Regions from separate parts of the Homo sapiens genome. Here region 2 is linked to region 1. A link is a loop called in an ENCODE intact Hi-C map of the cell type or tissue named here. Cell type or tissue: Calu3. All regions are shown on one strand. Each heading gives the region's core, and the rest is flanking DNA. Links, peaks and the distances in the headings are about the cores only. Region 1 has its middle 70 kb from the start of AOAH. Region 2 overlaps AOAH (acyloxyacyl hydrolase).

Region 1 (4,400 bases), core at 206-4,205:
TTCAGATCTACTTCAAATATCCTCTCCAACCCCATCCCACACTGCCTCCCAGTCCTGTGGAATTAGACACTCACTCCTCTGTGCACCCACAGCGTTTGCATACACTTCTTTCTCACTTACCATTATAGTTATTTATTGACATTTGCAAGTGCCTCTCCCCCACAAGCTTGTGAGCTCGTCTGGGGCTGTGGTTAATTCTTATTCATATATGAACCACCAGTGTCCAAGATCGTGCCTGCCACAGAAGACGGTCTTAGGAAGGGATGTTGTTGGTAGAATTTTACTGGTAGCAATGTGCATTGGAGTTCATGGAAGAGGATTTGGAATCAAAGAGACCAAGATTCAAATCCAGCAAACTCCATTTATTAGCTCCAAATTGCATAATATCTCTATAGCAAGGCAGAATAATGCCCCGTCCCATCAAAGATGTCCATGTTCTAATTCTTGGAACCTGTGAATATGTTGCATACATATCAGAGAGAAATTTTGATTGCAGATCAAATTAAGGTTGCTAATCGGCTGACCTTAAGGTAGGGGGCATATCCCAGGTTATCTAGGTGGGCCCAAAGTCATCTCAAATTTCCTTATAAGTGAGAGATGGAGACAGAATTGAGGATTAGAGTGATGCGATGTGAGGACTCAACCCACCATTTCTGGTTTGAAGATGGAACGGGTCACAGGCCAAGCAATGTGGGCCGCCTCTAGAAAGCTGGAAATGATACAGACACAGAGTCTCCCCAGAGAGCCTCCAGAAAGGGATGCAGCCCTGTCAACATCTTGATTTTAGTCTGGTAAATTCCATTGCAGACTTTTGACCTCCAGAATTATAAATGAATGAATTTGTGTCTTAAGACATTATGTCAGAGGTAATTTGTTACAACAGTGATAGGAAATGTATACCAGCACTAAACCTGTCCCTTCTTTGGCAAGGAAGCCAGTAATGGTCCCAGTTACCCAGGATGGTGGTGAGAACCATGTAAACTAAGCATGTGGTGCCTTGGCACAGTGCTTTGCACAGGATAAAGGCAGTGGTCAAAGCAGCAGCTACAGTAGTAGTAGTTCTAGGAATAATAATATTATTGCCATTTAAGGTAGTTGGGGAGGTCAGTTGGGAGTTCAAAGAAATACCCTATAAGAAGCAATCTGAGTCTCGCAGGAGAGGGCAGTGGGTCCCAGGGAAGACATGAAGGTGGCCATACTGACTAGGGGGATTCAGGAAAAGGAGGTGGGTGTCAACTGTTGAAGATACCCCCGCTCTGTCACAGAGAAGCTGCACAAGCCTAGGTGAGTTAGGGAGCTTGGTCCCATCCCTTCCCTCCCCTTTGAAACATCCTGGCCAATCCTATACTGTTTTTTGTGTGTTTGTTTTGTTTTATTTTTATTTTTTATTTTTATTTGAGATGGAATCTTGCTCTGTTGCCCTGGCTGGAGTACAATGGCATGATCTCAGCTCACTGCAACCTCTGCTTCCCGGATTCAAGTGATTCTCCTGCCTCAGCCTCCCAAGTGGCTGGTATTACAGATGCCCACCACCATGCCCAGCTAATTTTTGTATTTTTAGTAGAGACAGGGTTTCACCATGTTGGCCAGGCTGGTCTCGAACTCCCGACCTCAGGTGATCCACCAGCCTGGTCTCCCAATGTGCTGGGATTACAGACGTCAGCCACCAAGCCCGGCCTCCTGTACCCTGTACCACTTTATAATGTTGGCTGGGACAAGTGGCCAGGGACAGAGTGGGGACAGGTCAGCATTCTGAGAGTCCTGAGGACAAGGCCTCTAGGCCCTTTTCCTTCCATTCTGGATGTCTCCTGGAGACTCCAGAGAAGCCCATCTTCACCAGTGTAGCTGAGACCTTTGGCTAAGCAAGAACTGCTTTTGAGGCTGGGAACCTGGGTTTAGATCAGGTGAATCTGTTTACTAGCAGATGCCCCTGGACAAGGCAGCTTCTCAGAGCCTGGAAGACGATGGGACCAGATCTATGGTTTTCAGTCTATGTTTCTCAGGGGATTCCTCAGGGGCTGTCATTGTGGGGCCAGGTCCAAAGAGAGTCCTTGGGCTCCTGCTTGCCAATGTCACCCCAGCACCTCTGCGTTTGCCTTTTATGGAGATCAGAATTTCACACAGGCTTTGGTTTGGGCATTGGGGGAGTTGTGGGAAAACAAAAAACAAACAAACAAACAAACAAACAAACAGCTTTGAAAACCACCAGAGAGATCATCATTTCCAGCTTAAAGTTGAATGATATTTGGCCCAAGCACACAATGAACATAGGTTTTATGATGGGAGAGGCAGGAAGAATCTTTTGAGGGGTTGATTAACACTGCCTCATGTCAGAGAACAGAAGGTCTATTATTAGGAGAAAACAGACTTTCTTTTCAACTGGCTTCTGTCTGGAGGTCCCGCCATCTGGTGGAGAATCCTCCCTAGAATGTGGACAGCTGTGTGTAGACCCACCTGCCGTGGGAGTAACAATGGCTCAGGCCAGTCCTCCTTCCCCACCATGTGGGAGAGCTGGCAGGTTACCAATGCCTGGCCTCCCACATCCGGCAGCTCCAGGCCTGTGTCCTGCCCAGGTGTGTTTCCCATTTAGAAAGTGAGATCTGGAGCTCTGATTCTCAGCCCTGACTGTACATCTGATCACCCAGAGAGTTTAAAAAGTTTGATGCTCAGGTCTTCAAGTTTCAGACTTATAAAATCATTATCTCTGGGTATGGGACAGGAGGGTGGGCTATCCAGCAAGAGACTGCTGACTCCCCGAGGGGCCAAGCCTGCAGCCCCGGAGATGCCCTGGAACCCTCTCTGCAATGGCAAAACATGAACTATATCACCACTCCCCTTCTCACTCCAAATTCTAAAATGACTATGGCTGTGATTTTGCAGGGTGTCATCGGCTACGCAACTCATCATAGCAGCCTGTAGCTCAACAGGTGAAAAGTCTCCCTTCATTTCTCAATGATTTTTCTCCTATGATCATTTTACTGGAGAAGTTGTTCAGCTTGGTCTTTTGAGACAGCTCAGGATCTTACATATGATATGTTTCATGGTTGTCATAAAGATGAATGCCCTTGAAGCCTGCCTTTATTTGAGTGAGAGGTGCTGAGTACGTTGAATAACAATAAACCACATTACATATTGTTATTATTGCTCAGCAGGAAAAGAACTATCTGTACAGGGAAATAAGCCAAGTTTCATTAGTCAGCTCACCTATCATGCATTTGAAATAAACCTGGTGTGTATTCTTCTTAATATGACATCTGAGATTAGAAGTCGGTGTCAAAGTCAAACACCAGGAGAAAACAAAGACAAACACAGCTCTCTGGAAGGCTCCATTCTCATTAGAGTTTGCCCAAACATTTGGATGACTTGGTTATTTTTTAGCTCGTGGCTTTACAGATAAGCTAACTTTTAACCAGACAAAAACACATCATGTGTCAACCTTTGGACGTGACTTTACAGATGGGCAGGGGTGTTTAAGTCCAGGTAGACTCTGCAGATACTCCTTAGCTGAGTTTTTAGTAGACTGTTCAGCTCCCAGTGTCACAGTACTTTTGTCTTCTTAGCCATAGAAAGCTTTGTTAATTTGGTCTTGCTGTCTTTTCCCATCTTCTGTCTTGGCTCATTTGGAGGAGTTACTGAGCAATAGAGTGGATGAAAAGAGCAAGGAAAGGAGGCAATGAGGGAGGTGGAGGTGGAGGTTGAAGAGAAAGAACAATTGACAAGCCCCTGCTGTAGTTCACATTCATGCTTTGCAGAAGTTAATCCCATTTGAAATCTCATAATAGCCCTGCAAGGTATCCCCATTCTCACAAGCGGGATCTTGCTGAACCCTAAGCTCCAGGAGCAAATCTGGTTTTGCTCCTCAGTGTACAAGAGGTCCTCAAATAAAATTGTTTTGTTCAATGTTATTTTGTTATAACATTGATGAGAACAAAATCTGATTCTTGGCCAGGGCCACTGTATATGTGGAGTTGGCACATTCTCCCCATGCCTGCGTGGATTTTCTCCAGGGCCTCAGGTTTCCTCCCGCATCCCAAAGATGTGCACGTCAAGTACTTTGACGTGTCTCTTTTGTCCCAGTCTGATGGAGTGTGGATGCGTGTGAGTGCACCCTGCAATGGGGATGGCGCCCTGTCCGGGGCGGGTTCCTGTCTGGTGCCCTGAGCTGCCAGGAGAGGCTCCAGCCACCTGAGACCCGGAACTGGAATATGTGGGTAAATAATTATCTACTTGTTTTTATGAACCTTTCTTAGATGTACATTTCACTCACATTCATTTCAGTGTTTAATATTAGAAGTGTTATTAATATCCCTTAATAAGAAGTTTGGGGATATTTTTGTGACCAGAAATATGCCATAGGAACTTCACTCCTGTTTATCTAACTTAGGCTGTGCTAAAATTGA
Region 2 (4,400 bases), core at 127-4,126, 86 kb before region 1:
TCATAAACCAACCTCTGATAGTTTTATACTTTTTTTCCAGCTTCCTCACCTCTCCTAGCCTTCATAGAATTGAAGAGAGCTAGGATTAGGCTTTGGCTTAGGGGAATAGCATGGGTGGTTTGATATTCTATCTAGACCATGAAAAGTTTTCTCCACATCAATGATAAGGCTGTTTCACTTTCTTATTATTGGTGTGTTTAGTGGAATAGTGCTTTAATTTTTTTTCAATAACTTTCTCTTTTCTTTTTTTTTTTTGGCATTCACCACTTGGCTAACTGTTTGGCATATCTTGGCTTTAGACATGCCTCCTCACTAAGCATAATAATTTCTGGCTTTTGATTTAAAGTGAGTTTTGTGTGACTCTTTCTTTCACTTGGGCAGTTAGAGGCCATTGTAGGGTTGCTAATTGGCCTAATGTTAATATTGTTTTGTCTCAGGGAATAGGGAGGGCAATGGAGAGGGGGAGAGATGGGGAAATAGCTAGTTGGTGGAACAGTCAGAACACACACATTTATCAATTAAGGTTGCTGTCTTATATGGGTGTGGTTCATGGCACCCCGAAACAATTACAATAGTAACATCAAAGATCACTGAACACAGAGCCACACTACAGATATAATAATGAAAAAGTTTGAAATATCCTGAGAATTACCAAAATGTGACACAGAGACATGAAGTGAGCACATGCTGTTGGAAAAACGGTGCCAATAGACTTGTTTGGCATAGGGTTGCCATAAACCTCCAATTTGTAAAAAATGCAATATCTGCAAAGTGCAATAAAATGAAGCACAATAAAAAGAAGTGCTGCGTGTCATTTTACTACCTTCTGGCCTAAAAAGTTCTGATGAAAGTTCAGCGATTAGTCATATTACTGTTTTCCAGTAAGTGATAAGTCATTTTTCTGTTTGTGCTTTCAAGATTTTTATGTTGTATTTGGTTTTCAGAAGTTTGAGTTTGACTATAAGGTATCAAGATTTACTTCTCTTTGTTTATTTGGAGTTTCTTGAGATTCTTGGATCTGTAGGCTAATGTTTTTCTTTTCTTTTCTTTTCTTTTCTTTTTCTTTTAAACAGACAGGGTCTTTTTCTGTTTCCCAGGCTCAAGAGATCCTCCCACCTCAGCCTCTGGAGTAGCTGGTTACATATCACCACGCTGGGCTAATTTTTTATTTTTTGTAAAGATGGAGTCTTGTTACGTTGCCCAGGCTTGTCTTGAACTCTGGGACTCAAGTGATCCTTCCACCTTGGCCTCTCAAAATGTTGGGATTACAGGTGTGAGCCACTGCACCTGGCCTTTTCTTCATTTTTAAAAAGCTGTTAATCATTACATTTTCAAAGACTTTTTGCTCCTCCTCTCCCGGAACTCCCGTTTTATAAATGTTGAGATACTGGATAGTATACTACATGTTTCTGAGGCTCTGCTCATTTTTCTTCAAGCTTTATTTTCTCTATTCTTTGGTTGGGATAATATGTATTGATGTGTTTTTAGGTTCACTGATTCTTTCTTCTTTGAACTGAAATCTTCTGTTGAGCTCATCTATTACAATTTAAATTTCAATTATTGATTTTTAAGTCTAGTATTTCCATTTGGATCTTTATTATAATTTTATATCTCTATTGAAATTTTTTCTATTTGCTGAACATTGAACACTGTCACAATATTTTCCTTTAATTCTTTCGCTATGGTGGTCTTTAATTCTGTGGATATCCCCATAACAGCACTTTGAAGTCTTTAATTCACTCAGAGTCCCTTTCTATTGACTGCTTTTTTCATAAGTATGGATCTCGATTTTCTGTTTCTTTACATGTCTACTAATTTTTTTTGTTGTTGAAAACTGGAAGTTATAAATAATGCATTTAGCAACTTTGGATTTTGTCTTATTTTTCTAAGAGTTGTTGTCTCTTCTTTTCTAGTAACTTTCTGGGCTTCAACTGTGGATCTGTTTACCCCGGAATGTAGAGTTTTTTACATCTCTGCTCATTTATTAGCCTGGCTTTCTAAGGATCACTCCTGTGTCTACATAGCTTAGAGTCATCGAGCAACTTTTGCTGAAACACTTCAAGCTTGTAAGGTGTGGTAACCCTACAATGGCCTCTAACTGTTCAAGTGAAAGAGTCACCATCTGTTGATCGATCCACGTGTGAGCTAGGGAATATATTCTAAGTGGCAGCCAGTTCTCAAGTTCCCCTGGGCTTTCTTTCACTTTCTGCTGAGCTCTTTTAGGTCTCCCCCGACACATGCATGGTTTCCCAATCAACTAGGGATATGTAGAGAGCTTATCTCAGCCCTTCCATGATGCTCTTCTCCAGATTATTTCCAGGATCTCCCTGCTAAACTTATGGCTGATCACCGTTGCTTCATCAGGGATCAAACCTTGAGCTAGCAAAGCTGTAGGTTCTGCTTGTTAATTCCCAACGGCCTCCATCACTTTTGGCCAGGAGAGCCATGGATCTTTACACCTCGGTGAAATCATCTGTCCCAATAGCAGTAAACCAGCTGGTTTTTGCAGCCAGTTCCACAGTGATAAAACTACTGTTCTCACTAACCAAGCTGAGGGCAGTGTAGACAGAGCAGCCTCAGGCAAGGAGGCCACAGTATAGTTGCTTTTACTGAAGTTCATGCAGTTTTTCAAAAATAAATATTTCTCAATTCATTGTATGCCACTGATGATTTCCTGCGCCCTGAAATGCTTGTGATAATTTTTCCAGTTTTATACTTAGTCTTTTGCACAGAGGAATTTCTAACACCTTCATGCGATCATCATCAGAATTCTCTTTTGTACTTATTTTTATCTGAAGGAGCCTAGGGGTTTTAGGTTCCAAAGGGCAAGTTAGCCTTCTCTAATTACATCTGCATTTTGTTAAATTGCAAGGGTCATTTTAAAAGACAGATTTTTTTTTTCCAAAGCAACATTCAGGCAAGGATTTTCCTAACATTGAAAAACAACTGTTTTATATGCAAAAAGGTATGACATTGGAGTGATTATGTTTTCTTTCCAAATTTCCAGAGTGTGAAATCCATGAGAAAAAGCTTGCATATAAAAAACGAAAAACCATAAACAAACCCAAACCACCAAAAACCCCCAAAGCCCAAAAAACTTGTTCAGTCTGCAACTTAATCTTCATCTATTGATTTCTATTATGTATTCATGTCTATTTGGTGAATCACTTTGGAACTAAGTCACATAAATTCTCTCTTGTGATATTATCTGGGTGTTAAGTTTGAAGGCTCTTTTTGGTCTTTTAAAAGCATTTCTATGTGTGGTAGGTAGAATTATAATATTTCTGCCTCCTGATGAACACATCTTACTTAATTCCCTATTCTGAATAAGGGCAGAACCTGTGAAAATGACTGGATATCACTTCCACGGTTATATTCTGTTACATGGCAATGACAAAAGGATTCTGCATATGTAATTAAGGACTCCAATCAGTTTATTTTGGGGTAATCAAGATTTTCCTAGATGGGCCAGGCATATTCAGGGAACCCTTTAAATGTAGAGTTTTCTCTAGCTTGTTTTGAAAGAAAGAAATAGCTATGCTACTCACTCCCTAGGAAGAGGGGCAGACTCTAGTAATTGAGAGTGATCCCTAACTGATGGCTGGGAAGCAAATGGGAGTTCAGTCCGGCAACTGCAAGGAACCGTATTCTGCCAACAACCAGTGAACTTGCAAGAGGACCACAGTCTCAAATCAGACTGAAGCCCTGGCCAACATTTTGACTTCAGCCTTGTAAAACTCTGAGCAGGGAACTCAATTATGTTATGTCCAGGCTTCTGATGTGCAGAAACTGTGAGGTAATAAATTTGTGTTGATTTAAGCTGATAAGTGTGTGGCAATTTATCACGGAGCAATAGAAAGCTAATACACTGTGCAATCTTCCTTTATAAATTAATCTTCCTTTGAAACACCCAAGATTTGAGAATTTCTATTTACTTAAGATACAGGTTGCCATGAAATTATTCAGTTACTCAGGACTTTTTGCCTTACAATAGGTTTAATTTCACAACTTCTGGAGCACAGTTTCTATGCATTTCTTTCTTGATTTCCAAAAGAATAGATAATCACAACCCTTTTGTGTCCTTGCTATGTACCAAGCACAGTTCTAAGTGACAGGCTGTTCGCATCACCCTGTGTAATTCTCATTTTGCAGATGAGGGGAGTGAAGTGGTGCCGAGGGTGAAGCTATGCCCCCAAAGTCACATTTGTACAGAGTGGCAGAACCAGGATTCAAATCTGAGAGCCCCACACTCTGCAGGTCTTAACCCCATGCCTTACTATTGCTTCCACAAGCACATTATAGAAAGTGTGGAAAATTCAGAAAATTACTGAGAAGGAAATATAAATCACTAGTAATGTCTTCATTTAGAGACAGCCATGTAATCACTATGACTATTTTGG

The links. A loop is a pair of places that touch in the nucleus more often than their neighbours do. Peaks named below come from ENCODE experiments on the same cell type or tissue, not always from the same donor. Only the 100,000 strongest peaks of a DNase experiment are listed, where the experiment ranks them.
Region 2: it touches region 1 in a loop (3-fold over the local background); 1 of 110 quality-filtered maps calls a loop at or near these places.

The regions. Positions count from the first base shown.
Region 1 is chr7:36,792,452-36,796,851 of GRCh38, forward strand. No RefSeq gene overlaps it. Among named protein-coding and RNA genes, the nearest start is that of AOAH, 70 kb to the left of the region's middle. In Calu3, for the core only: no CTCF peak of the experiment used is centred there; a DNase peak (open chromatin) is centred at 2,500.
Region 2 is chr7:36,706,800-36,711,199 of GRCh38, forward strand. All of the region lies in intron 1 of AOAH (acyloxyacyl hydrolase), which reads right to left. Among named protein-coding and RNA genes, the nearest start is that of AOAH, 15 kb to the right of the region's middle. In Calu3, for the core only: no CTCF peak of the experiment used is centred there; a DNase peak (open chromatin) is centred at 2,142.